Linked DNA regions of Homo sapiens: region 1 is linked to region 2. The links are chromatin contacts, found by POLR2A ChIA-PET in ENCODE. All regions are on one chromosome and are shown on one strand. The core of a region is the stretch at or near the end of the contact, and the rest is flanking DNA. Distances in the headings are between cores, read along the strand shown.

Evidence for each region. ChIA-PET counts read pairs that join two places held with the same protein, here RNA polymerase II (POLR2A).
Region 1: POLR2A ChIA-PET joins it to region 2 with 14 read pairs in activated B cell. The contact joins the enhancer-like site here to the promoter of PDCD7 in region 2. POLR2A ChIA-PET finds 5 or more read pairs at or near these places in 2 of 52 experiments (Caco-2 and activated B cell).

The regions. Positions count from the first base shown.
Region 1 is chr15:65,770,986-65,777,657 of GRCh38, forward strand. All of the region lies in intron 1 of DENND4A (DENN domain containing 4A), which reads right to left. It also overlaps the pseudogene LOC646358. Among named protein-coding and RNA genes, the nearest start is that of DENND4A, 18 kb to the right of the region's middle. RefSeq lists enhancers at 3,005-3,154, 6,321-6,370. Within about 2 kb of position 2,671, at least 4 of the 41 ENCODE cell types and tissues checked have a DNase peak (open chromatin) inside an H3K27ac peak, as active enhancers do.
Region 2 is chr15:65,131,766-65,137,958 of GRCh38, forward strand. It overlaps PDCD7 (programmed cell death 7), which reads right to left and starts at 2,043. Exons shown (of 5, transcript NM_005707.2): 1 at 1,147-2,043. The coding sequence starts at 2,016. RefSeq lists silencers at 1,269-1,668, 1,729-1,938 and an enhancer at 2,229-2,328.

The sequences.
Region 1 (6,672 bases), core at 1,421-3,920, 640 kb after region 2:
TTCCATTTTAGTTTTCAGTTACTATTTAAAGGAGCCAGTAGGTCATAAACAGTCCAAGATTTCAGGAACCAACTATTCAGTTTAATTTTCAGTATCAGATCTTTCCCTTCATCTCTCATGATGAAACTAAACTTACTTACAGAAAAAATAAAGAGTACGCTAAAAGGTATAAATAAAAATTCCAGTTCATCCTCCTTTATAAAGACCGGTAAGCCGCTCTAATTCTTTACAGTTGTCCATGCTCAAGGCATCTGACTTCCTTCGGAGTCGATCACCACGGTATACTTTTGCTGCATACTGCATATCTGTTTTTTGTTGTCTTTCTTTCCAGCAGTTATTTCGAATATTAGTCACATAATCTTCCTCCACACTCTTTTCTGCCTTTTGTAATAACATTCCTTTATATTCATTTTTAAAGTCCTTGCTGACATAATAAACACCACCCAAGTTTTCTGTCTGCGTTTTAATAGTTTGCCCTGTTCCAGATCTGGGATAGAAGGAATAAGGAGGATTACAGACCATCAACTGGCTTAATAATGACACGAGGATCAATACAATTATGGGCATCAGCTGGATAAACACAGAAAAACCTCCATCTCCTCTTTCCTCTTCTCTTTCATGTCCACTATGTCAATGCTGATGTTGTTGGCTATAACCAGCTCTTCCATTTGAAAAAGAATGTATACTACCTGAAGGAAATCCACCCCCAAAAAATATATTAAACAAGTCTTCTGGAGTTATATCAACTTCACAAAACCTCTATGGAAATTAAATCTGCCATTGTTTTGGTGGTTACATGCTTGTTCTTCATTGCCCGTGAGGTCATACTGTTTTCGCTTTTCTGGATTACTTAAAACAGCATAAGCATTCCCAACCTTTTTAAAAGCATCTGTTGCTCCAGGTGCATGGTTTTTGTCTGGATGAAACTTCAAAGCAAGCTTTCTATAAGCTTTTTTCAAATCTTCATCACCACTATCTTTCGTAACTCCAAGTACTTCATAGTAATTTTTATATTTGTTTATGCGCAGGCCAAGGGCAGTGGGTAGAGCTTCTCGGCCTTCTGCAGGAAACGCTGGGCCTTCTCGCGGTTGCCAGCATTCAGAGCCTCCTGGACGATGTCGACACATTTCTCAGCTTCATCCCTGTTCCCCTCCATAGCTTGCTCCTTCGATTTTATTTTCAATTACATTAGCAACACCATTATCACTTCAATGTTTGGTGACTTAAAGGTCTAGAGACAGGAAATCATGACTCTGATTCTCTCATTCACTCATCTGACAAATATTTATTGAATACTGAAATGGACATGTATCAGTTTTATTTTTGACCATGTAGCATGTGAACTCCCTTTCTATGTTTAGAAAATCTGCCACTGTATGTATCTTATAAAAAAGGCTGGATGTCCGAACCAATCATGAAAGCAGAAAAAGACCAGATATTTGGCCAGGCACGGTGGCTCACACCTGTAATCCCAGCACTTTGGGAGGCCAAGGCAGGCAGACCATGACGTCAGGAGTTTGAGACCAGCCTGACCAATATGGTGAAACCCTGTCTCTACTAAAAATACAAAAATTAGCTGGGCATGGTGGCACCCGCCTGTAATCCCAGCTACTCAGGAGGCTGAGGCAGGAGAATCGCTTGAACCTGGGAGGCGGAGGTTGCAGTGGGCCGAGATCGAGCCACTGCACTCCAGCCTGGGCAACAAAATGAGACTCCGTCTCAAAAAAAAAAAAAAAAAAAAAAAAAAAAAAGACCTGATATTTGCTCTCCCTATTTAGGGACCAAGCACACAGATTGGTCAATTATATGCACTCATGCAGAATTTGAATCTAGAGCTAAAGTAGCAAAAACAGTTTAAGATTCATTCTCAGGGCTGTTTCCACCATGTGAGGATACACGAAGTCAGCAGTCTGCCACCCAAAAGTGGACCCTCACCAGAACCTGACCTTGCTGGCACCCTGATCTCGGACCTCCAACCTTGAGAACCATGGGAAATCAATTTCTATTGTTTCTAAGCAAAAAAAAAAAAAAAAAAAAAAAAAATCATTCTTAGAGCAGTGATATACAGCACCCAGTGGCAATGCTCCAGCAATGGCATCCAGTGGCATCAACGGTGTGTTCAACAGGAAAAGGATATGGCATAACTTTGGCTATGGTCTAGCCCTGAGGTTTGTTTCATATTTGTTCTCTGAGTCTGGTTCTCTAGTCTTCTAGTCATTTCTGTAAGCCAACCAATATGCTTCCAATAAATTCCTTTTCTTTTGGTTCAGCTAACCAGAATTAATTTCTGTAATTTGCAACCAAGAATCCTAAAATGGTACCTCTACCATGTGGTCTGAAGAACCAGGCACTAAAACACAAAGACAAATGAGACATGACCCTGCCTTACAGCGGTTTAATAGAGAAGGCAGACAAGAAAACAAGCAATATAATACATGATAAGTCTATAACAGGAGTAATCACAGGAAGCACAAGAAGGACACACAGCTTAGGCTTGAGGAGTCAAAAAAGAACGACACCATCTAAATTCTGAAATATCAGTAGGTGATAGAGGAGAGATGGAAGGGGATTCCACATGAAAGGAGGAACAAGCACAATGGATATCACCTTTTCTTTACTCATCATTTCCTTCCTGGACAGTATCAAAAGTATATTTGAATATACCTCAATAAAGTTAGAGGGAAACATATTTGAAAGATAACAGTGACAAAAGGAAGACTGGTCACTTTTGTCGCTTTTATCACAAACCTCATGCTTCAAACATACACACACCACTGCTGCCGCCTCCACAAATCTGGCCAAAACTACTTTCCTTCTCTCCTTCTCATCTCAGTCACTTCACAGAACAGTCAACCTGGGCTTTTTAGGGGTTTTTTTGTTTGTTTGTTTTTGGTTGGTTGATTATTTTTAATGGGGTGGAGGAGGAATCATGAATGAGTGGATAAAGGAATTGAAAAGAGAAGTAAAGGTGTTAATCAACTGTCATCAGGGTAGTGAAGCACAAGGCATTCTGCCAACTGCCTACACTGGTTTTGCTTAACAGTAGGTACAATTTTATGAAGAAAAATACTGATATAAAATGTTTTATTGGCTGGGTGTGGTGGCTCATGCCTGTAATCCCAGCACTTTGGAGGCCGAGGTTGGTGGATCACTTGAGGTCACGAGTTCGAGACCAGCTTGGCCAACATGGTGAAACCCTGTCTCTACTAAAAATAAAAAAATTGGCCAGGCACGGTGGCTCACGCCTGTAATCCCAGCACTTTGGGAGGCCAAGGAGGGTGGCTCACCTGAGGTGGGGAGTTTGAGACCAGCCTGACCAACATGGAGAAACCCAGTCTCTACTAAAAATACAAAATTAGCCAGGTGTGGTGGCGCATGCCTGTAATCTCAGCTACTCAGAAGGCTGAGGCAGGAGAATAGCTTGAACCCAGGAGGTGGAGGTTGCGGTGAGCCCAGATTGAGCCACTGCACTCCAGCCTGGGCAACAAGAGTGAAACTCCATCTCAAAAAAATTAAAATAAAAAATAAAAAAGTTAGCCAGGCATGGTGGTGTGCACCTGTAATCCCAGCTACTTGGGAGGCTGAGGCAGGAGAATCGTTTGAACCTGGGAGGCAGAGGTTGCTGAGTGAGCTGAGATCGTGCCACTGCACTCCAGCCTGGGCAACAAAGTGAGACCCTGTCTCAAAAAAATAAAATAAAAATAAAAATAAGATGTTTTATAAAATAACATATATATGCTATTTTCTCTAAAATTATAAAATTTCAGAATGACATTGATTTTAGAGATTATGTTTTAAAATTACATAGGCTTATACAATGTATTATTTTTGCTTTTTTTAAAAAAAAATTTTGTGGATACTTAACAGTTTTACAAATGTTTACTTTTTTTTTTTTTTTTTTTGAGAGACAAGGTTTCACTCTGTTACCCAGGCTGGAATGCAGTGGCACAATTATAGCTCACCTTAACTTCGAACTCCTTGGCTCAAGCAATCCTCCTGCCTCAGCCTCCCAAGTAGCCACCACACACAGCCCATATGTTTACTTTAATAAAAAATATGCACTTCATAAGCTTTATAAGCTCTACCATTTTCAGTCATCCACTGCATGAAGGTCCAGGCTTATACAGGAAAAACTACCATAAAAGTAAACTAACAAACCAACCACTATTAGAAAAATTTGAGACCCCATCTCTACAAAAAAATTTTTTTAATTAGCTGGGCATGATTGCTCATGCCTGTGGTCCCAGCTACTCAGGAGGCTGAGGTGGGAGGTTTGCTTGAGCCCAGGAGGTCAAGGCTATAGTGAGCTATGATCACACCACTGCACTCCAGCCTGGGGGACAGAGCCACACCCTGCCTCAAAAAGAAAAGAAAAGAAGTCACGGTGGCTCACGTCTGTAATCCCAGCACTTTGGGAGGCTGAGGCAGGCAGATCACCTGAGGTTAGGAGTTCAAGACCAGCCTGGCCAACATAGGGAAACCCTGCCTCTACTAAAAATACAAAAATTAGCCGGGTGTGGTGATGCATGCCTGTAATCCCAGCTACTTGGGAGGCTAAGACAGGAGAATCACTCGAACCTGGGAGGTGAAGGTTGCAGTGAGCCAAGATCATGCCACTGCACTCCAGCCTGGGTGACAGTGCAAGACTCCTCAAAAAAAAAAAAAAAAAAAAAAAAAAGCAATAAAGGAATCTGAAAGCAAATGATCAGTGACATCTCATTCCCAATTCCCAAAATGACATCAAAATTATATAACAAAAAGTGATTTGAGTATTCTACAATGTACAACTGCCTCTTGAAAAAGGCAATCATTACTACCATGTGAAGGACAGGTATGAAAAAAAGTTTTAGTTTAAGTTTCATTAAGTTAAATGGGGTAAAAATTCACTTCAGTCATACTGAACCATTTACAGTTTCCCCCTTTACACAACTCCATGCCACCTTTGCAAATTCAGTTCCTCCTATCAGAATATCTCTATTCCAATGGTCAACTGCTATGTAATATTGGAGACCTGCTCTTCGAAGCCTTCCTTACTGTTTTCTCCATGAGACCGTCATTCTCTTTTTGTATGCTTCTAGAGTATCTTGTACATATCTCTACTATGATTATCCCATTAATATTCCAATTATTTCTTTGAACATCTATTCTTCTCAACTAGATTATGCACTAAGAGTAAGCAATGTTACACCCCCATTTCTGTAAATATCTGTTTTAGCATACTCCCTGGCAGAGAGAAGTCAGTCAATAAATGTTTGCTAAATAAAGAATGATGTGATGTATTAATGGTATTAATATTAAAGAAGGTATATATCATCATACACATATGCTCATAAAATAATGACTCAAACTTCCAATTCTGTATGCAGAAGCTAATCACCTCCATTGTTTTTTACTTAAAAAAGGGAGACATTTTTAGTCTTCACAATAATCATGTATAGATTGGGGATGAAATAATTTAAGTTTCCTACTATATATAAAGCCACTGAGCAGTAACTTTTTTATTTCATAAAAATCATAATTTTTTTAATCATTAAGTATCCCTTTGTATCCACCACCTTTTAGAAAGTCTATTTACCTACACACCTATCCTCTGAGAATTGTATGTCCTGTATCATTCCCCTTCCATAAAAATTGGGCCTGAAAGCCATGTTTTATGAACCTTTGGCTTCATCGGCCACAGTTGATTAGACCAGAAAGAGATACCTGCCTCAGACTCAATTTTCTCCCAGAGGTTCAGAATGAAATCACAGAACCATGAGCGAATATATGAATTTAAGAGTTAGAAGACATGTCCATCCACGTGCAGTGGTGAAAGACAACATGCAAAGTAAGAAAAATGAAGTGGAAAAGCAGGAAGACTCAGAGAAATCATGCTACCCCAGGGTAGTAAGAAAATAGCTGCATGGGGCTGGGCACGGTGGCCTGTAATCCCAGCAAGTTGGAAGGACGAGGCAGGAGGATCACTTGAGGCCAGGAGTTCGAGGCCAGCCTGGACAACACGGTGAAACCCCATCTCTACTAAAAATACAAAAATGAGCCAGCCATGGTGGCATGTGCCTGTAATCCCAGCTACTCAGGAGGCTGAGGCAGGAGAATCACTTGAACCCGGGAAGCGGAGGATGCAGTGAGCTGAGATAGCACCACTGCACTCCAGCCTGGGCGACAGAGTAAGACGCTGTCTCAAAATAAAGAAAGAAAAAAAGAAAATAGCTGCCTGGGTTATAAATTTCCAGTTCCTGGTTTCCCTTCCCCTTCATGAGTCTTGGCTGTACTTCTATCATCGGGTACTGTGAAAACTCCAGCATCTTTGCCTAATGGGAACTAATTTCCCTTTTTGGGTAAGCCAGCTTACATTTTTTAAATTACAAACAATTTTTTTTTTTTTAAGACAGAGTCTTACTCTGTTGACCAGGCTGGGGTGCAGTGCCACGATCTCAGCTCACTGCAACCTCCACCTCCCAGGTTCAAGCGATTCTCCAGCCTCAGCCTCCCAAGTAGCTGGGATCACAAGCACGCACCACCACGCCTGGCTAATTTTTGTATTTTTAGTACAGATGGGGTTTCGTCATGTTAGCCAGGCTGGCCTCGAACTGCTGATCTCAAGTGACCTGCCTGCCTTGGCCTCCCAAAGTACTAGCATTATGGGTGTGAGCCACTGCACCGGGCCACAAA
Region 2 (6,193 bases), core at 793-3,292:
AAAATGCCTTAGAAAACCATCTGAACAATTTCCAGTTTTACCCTGGCCCTGCTTAAAGAGTCTGAGATCAATACGCTTTGGAATTAGACAACTTGGGATCAAATATGGGAAACTGCCACAAACTCGTTGTGTGACTGTTGGCAAGTTAACCTCTCTATGCAACTTCCTAACCTGTAAAATTAGCATAATACTTCCTACTTCTCAAGGCTGTTATAAAGATTCAAAATCTGGTATATGTAATGACCTTAGCACACCTCTCTCTATATATACACAGATACATACATATATATACACACATACACATACATACATATATATACACATACATATATGTATGTGTATATATATGTATGTATGTGTATATATATATATATATATAGTAAATGCTCCGAAACACCATTGCTGAACCTGGGGATACATGGTTTAAAACTTGTAAACAAAAGAATCCTAGGGAAATCACTATTGCCCCATCAGCTAATTAGAGTATATATATTCCTTGAGGTAGGGTCCCCAAGTTCTCTATTTTTTTTTTTTTTGAGACGGAGTCTTGCTCTGTCGCCCAGGCTGGAATGCAGTGGTGCGATCTCGGCTCACTGCAACCTCCGCCTCCAGAGTAGCTGGGATTACAGGCGCCCGCCACCACGCATGGCTAATTTTTGTATTTTTAGTAGAGACGGGGTTTCACCATCTTGGCCAGGCTGGTCTTGAACTCCTGACCTCGTGATCCACCCGCCTCCGCCTCCCAAAGTGCTGGGATTACAGGCGTGGGCCACCGCGCCCGGCCTGTATTTTGTATTCTTAAAACCACCTAGGGCAGTACAAGACACAAGGAACTAGACACTTACTGGTTTTGAGAGTAAGTGGACAATGTTGGAGCAGGATAGGGGAGACCTGTCATTCGTGCAGTGCCACCGTGTAATCCTATACTTTGTGTTTACAGGATTTTACAGTGCACCTGGAACTTTTGTGTACCACACATCATTAACACAAAATTAACATGGTGGTATGAGCTGGGAAGGTTAGCTATCGCTTCATTTTGCGCGTAAAACAGAGGCTTAGCCCTGGGAAATGGAAGTTTAAAGCCTCCTGCTGCTCCAGGTTCCAACCACCACCACTCCTACCCCCATGAGCGGCCGCTGCTCTCACCCGCTTCTTCTCCTCCACCTCCTGCACACACTTCACCCTCCAGCGGTCAATCTCCTGCTCGCGTTCCACTGCCCGCGCGGCCTCTGCCTCCCGCTCGGCCTCGCGTTCCCGGGCCCTCTCGCGAAGCCGCAGCCGGCGGCGCCGGACCCTCTCCAGCCTCCTCCGCGCCTCGCCCACATAGGCAGCCTGGGTCAACGGCTGTAGCCGCTCGGCCAGTTCCGCGCGCAGCGGCGCGGTCTGGGAGTACAGCAGGACCCAGGCCGCGCCGTCGGCTTCGGCCTCGCGCAGGGCCTGGCTCAGGCCGCGCAGCCGCCGCACCAGGCGCAGAGCCCGGAGCAATCGCGCGCGCACTTCGCCAAGGCTGGGCCCGGCATGCGTGCGCTGGGGCACCGGACAGCCTGCCCGCCGCGGGGTCCCGAACACCGCCTCCAGCCACTGCCGGTCGCGCAGGCGTTGGAGGGCCGCATCCCCGAGCACGTCGGCCGGCGGCGGCGGCGCCTCAGGCCACCGCGGGCTCCAGGGCGGCCCCGGGCCGGGAGGCGGTGGCCGCGGCCGCTCGCCGGCGTCGGTCCCCGGGAAGGGCCGACACTGGGGCGGCGGAGGAGGCAGCGGCGGTGGTGGCACCGGGTAGAAGGCGCCAGCGCCGCCTCCGCCGCGGGAGGCCTCCGCGGAGGCTCGGGGCTGCAGAGCCAGCGGAGGCTGAAGGAAGGGGGCGGAGGCCCCCGGAAAAGGGCCGGGCCGCTGGGGGAGAGGCGGCGGGAAAGCCGGGGAGGGCAGCGGCGGTGGCGGACAGCCGAAAGGAGCAGGAGGCGGCGGCTGCGGGGGCGGTGGGCCTGGGCGACCCTGGCCGAAGAATGGTGGCAGGGCCATGTTCACGACGGAGATGCTTTGAGAAGTGACAGGAATCTGAGTGGCTCCTCATGAGAACCTTCCGACGGAAGTGACGTCGTTACGACGCGCGACCCCTGTAGACTCGTCCCTCCGGAAGGCTCAGTGCATAAGTGGGCAGTCGTTCAACCTTCTGTCGTTCAGTTCATAAATACCGTTCTTATTGAGCATCCTAGGTGCAGAGCTACCCACTCCGCATACAGTGAGACTGAGAGATACAGAGCTTCTCTTCGTGGAACTATCTGCCTAGTATAACACACTAATCAATTAATCATGGTGAGTATCTTCGAGAAGTTGGAGAAGGTTATCCTAAGAAACTGCGGCTGCAGCTGAGATCTGGAAGATAAATAGTTAAATAGAAAAAGAGAGGGAAGCACAGTGCAGATGAGAACATGTGCAAAGGCCCTAGTAAATAGGAGTGTGACCAACTACCCATTTTCTTAGAAAAATGAATTATTTTTACTTTTCTCCTTTCACCCCACCTCCTATTTAGCTCTTTAGGAATGCAATTATAGGGTGGGTGCTGTGGCTCACGTCTGTAATCCCAGCACTTTGGGAGGCCGAGGCAGGCGAGATCGGCCTGTAGTCCCAGCCATTGGGGAGGCTGAGGTGGGAGGATCACCTGAGCCCTGGGAGGTAAAGACTGCAATGAGCCACGATAACGCCACTGCACTCCACCCTGGGCGACAGAATGACACCTGTCAAAAAAAAAAATCCAATTAACCTTTACCTTCTCTCCACCAGACACTCTCTACACTGTAAGCTTATCTAATTATGTGTTCGCTTATTAGTTCCAAGGACCGAAGCTTAAACCAGGGACCTCTGGAACTTTCCCATACCAGGGGATTGCCTGGGGACAACTGTCAATTTACAACCTAGCTCCCCGCTACCCCCCACCCCCCCTCCGCCTTCGCCCCAGCCTCCATGGCGCCAACCAGATCACTGATGGATACATAGGAGCAAGTCCCATAGACCCAGCACCTCCTTGGTCCCTCCCCACCCCTTGCATGCCATCCAGGTCAACCAAGTCCCGTGCACCCCCCACTTTTTTTGAGACAGAGTCCCTCTGTCACCCAGGCTGGAGTGCAATGACGCACTCTCCACTCACTGCAACCACTGCATCCCAGGTTCCAGTTATTCTTGGTGCCTCAGCCTCCCTAGTCAGTTGCTGGGATTATAGACCCCTGCTGCCACGCCTGGCTAATTTTTGTGTTTTTAGTAGAGAGGGGGTTTCACAATGCTGGCTAGGCTGGTCGTAAACTCCTTACATCAGGTGATCCGTCCACCTTGGCCTCCCAAAGTGCTGGGGTTACAGGTGTGAGCCACCACACCTGGCCACTTTCTTTCTTTTTTTTTTTTTATGAGACAGAGTCTCCCTGTGTCGCCCAGGCTGGAGTGCAGTGGCGTGATCTTGGCTCATTGTAAGCTCTGCCTCCTGGGTTCATGCCATTCTTCTGCCTCAGCCTCCCGAGTAGCTGGGATTACAGGTGCCCACCACCATGCCTGGCTAATTTTTTTGTATTTTTAGTGGAGATGGGGTTTCACCATGTTAGCCAGGATGGTCTCGATCTCCTGACCTCATGATCCGCCTGCCTTGGATCATGTTGGGATTACAGGCGTGAGCCACCGTGCCCGTGGCAGTCACTTTCTTTTTACCATTCTCTTACTTGTTATTTGAATTTGCAAGCTGCAGGGAACTGGACCTGCCTTAGGTTACAGGACTATGTCTAGTGGGAAGCCTGATAGAATGCCAGTTTTGGCCTGTAATCCCAGCACTTTGGGAGGCCGAGGCGGGTGGATTGCCTGAGCTCAGGAGTTCAAGGCCAGCCTGGGCAATATGGTGAATTCCTGTCTCTACTAAAACACAAAAATTAGCCAGGTGTGGTGGTGCGTGCCCGTAATCCCAGCTACTGGGGAGGCTGAGGCAGGAGAATTGCTTTAACCCAGGACGTGGAGGTTGCAGTGAGCCGAGATCACACCACTGAACTCCAGTCTGGGAGACAGAGCGAGACCTTGTCTCCAAAAAAAAAAAAGAATGCGAGTTATGGATGGAGCTCTGAGAGGAGTCTGGTGATCCTGGTGAAGTGAAGTCCTAATGTCTGGGGTCTCATATCTTATGAACAATGGGAAACTATTTTGTTGTTGTTGTTGTTGTTTTGAGACCAAGTCTCACTCTTGTTGCCCAGGCTGGAGTGCAATGGCGCGATCTCGGCTAACCACAACCGCCACCTCCCAGGTTCAAGCAATTCTCCTGCCTCAGACTCCTGAGTAGCTGGGATTACAGGCACACACCACCATGCCCGACTAATTTTGTATTTTTAATAGAGACGTGGTTTCTCCCTGTTGAGGTTGGTCTCGAACTCCTGATCTCAGGTGATCTGCCTGCCTCAGCCTCCCAAAGTGCTGGGATTACAGGCGTGAGCCACTGTGACCAGTGGGAAACTATTGGTTTTAAACAAGAGGTAAAGAGAAGCCTGTGCCACCTGATTAGATTTTTAAAATTAAACTATTTTGAGACAATTGTAGATTCATATGGAATATGAGAAGTAGTAATACAGGGAGATTCTGTGTACCCTTTACCCAGTTTCCCCTAAGGGTAACATCTTGTAAAACTGTAGTACAGTATTGTCAGAGGCATTTGAACCAGAGTGACTCCATCTTGAGTGAGGGCTAGGAAAAGTGAAGCTGGGACTTGCTTGGCTGCATTCCCAGGAAGTTAGGTATTCCTAGCCTCTAGATGTTTATGGTTAAGGGAACAGACTAATAACATTTACTAAACAGACCCGTACTTAGGAGTGTCCTGAGATCCCGATATTTTGAGAATAGAAGCATTCCTAATTTTGCTTTAAAGATAATAATGTTGATTCTTGTAAAATATAGTAATTTAAAAAATTAATCCTTTATCACAAACCCTTGTGGCAGAGCACATCTCCCCATGATCTTTTTTTATCCTATATATAAGCAAGCATTCTACCTAGGGTGGACACGTTTCTCCTCTTACTTTCAGGAACGCCCTACTGTCTATGGAGTAGATATTCTTTCACCACTTTACTTTCTTAATAAACTTGCTTTTGCTTTGCACTGTGGACTTGCCCTGAAATCTTTCTTGCACAAGATCCAAGGACCCTCTGTATTAGTCTGTTTTCATGCTGCTAATAAAGACATACCTGAGACTGGGTAATTTATACAGGAAAAAGGTTTAATGGATTTACAGTTCCACATGGCTAGGGAGGCCTCACAATCATTTGGAATGCTGGGATTACAGGCGTGAGCCAGTGCACCCGGCCCCAGACCTCAATTCTTGACTTTTGCGCACCCGCAGGCTCAACACCATGTGGAAGCTGTGAAGGCTTGGGGCTTGCACCCTCTGAAGCCACAGCCCAAGCTGTACCTTGGCCCCTTTTAGTCACGACTGGAGTGGCTGGGACACAGGGCACCAAGTCCCTAGACTGCACACAGCAGCGGGACCCTGGGCCTGGGTCATGAAACCATTTTTTCCTCCTAGGCCTCTGGGCCTGTGTTGGGAGGGGCTGCCGCAAAGATCTCTGACATGCCCTGGAGACATTTTCCCTATTGTCTTGGAGATTAACATTCAACTCCTCGTTACTTATGCAAATTTCTGCAGCTGGCTTGAATTTCTCCTCCGAAAATGGGATTTTCTTTTCTATGGCATTGTCAGGCTGCACATTTTTTGAACTTTTATGTTCTATTTCCCTTTTAAAACTTGATGCCTTTAACAGCACCCAAGTCACTTATTGAATGCTTTGCTGCTTAAAAATTTCTTCTGCCAGATACCCTAAGTCATCTCTCCTAAGTTCAAAGTTCCACAAATCTCTAAGGCAGAAGCAAAATGCTGCCAGTCTCTTTGCTAAAACATAACAAGAGTCCCCCTTGCACCAGTTCCTAATGAGTTTCTCATCTCCATCTGAGACCACCTCAGCCTGGATTTCATTGTCCATATCATTATCAGCATTTTGGTCAAAGCCGTTCAACAAGTCTCTAGGGAGTTCCAAACTTTCCCACATTTTCCTGTCTTCTGAGCCCTCTAAACTGTTAACCTCTGCCTGTTACCCAGTTTCAAAGTTGCTTCTACATTTTTGGGTATCTTTTAAACAGTGCCCCACTCTACGGGTACCAATTTACTGTATTAGTCTGTTTC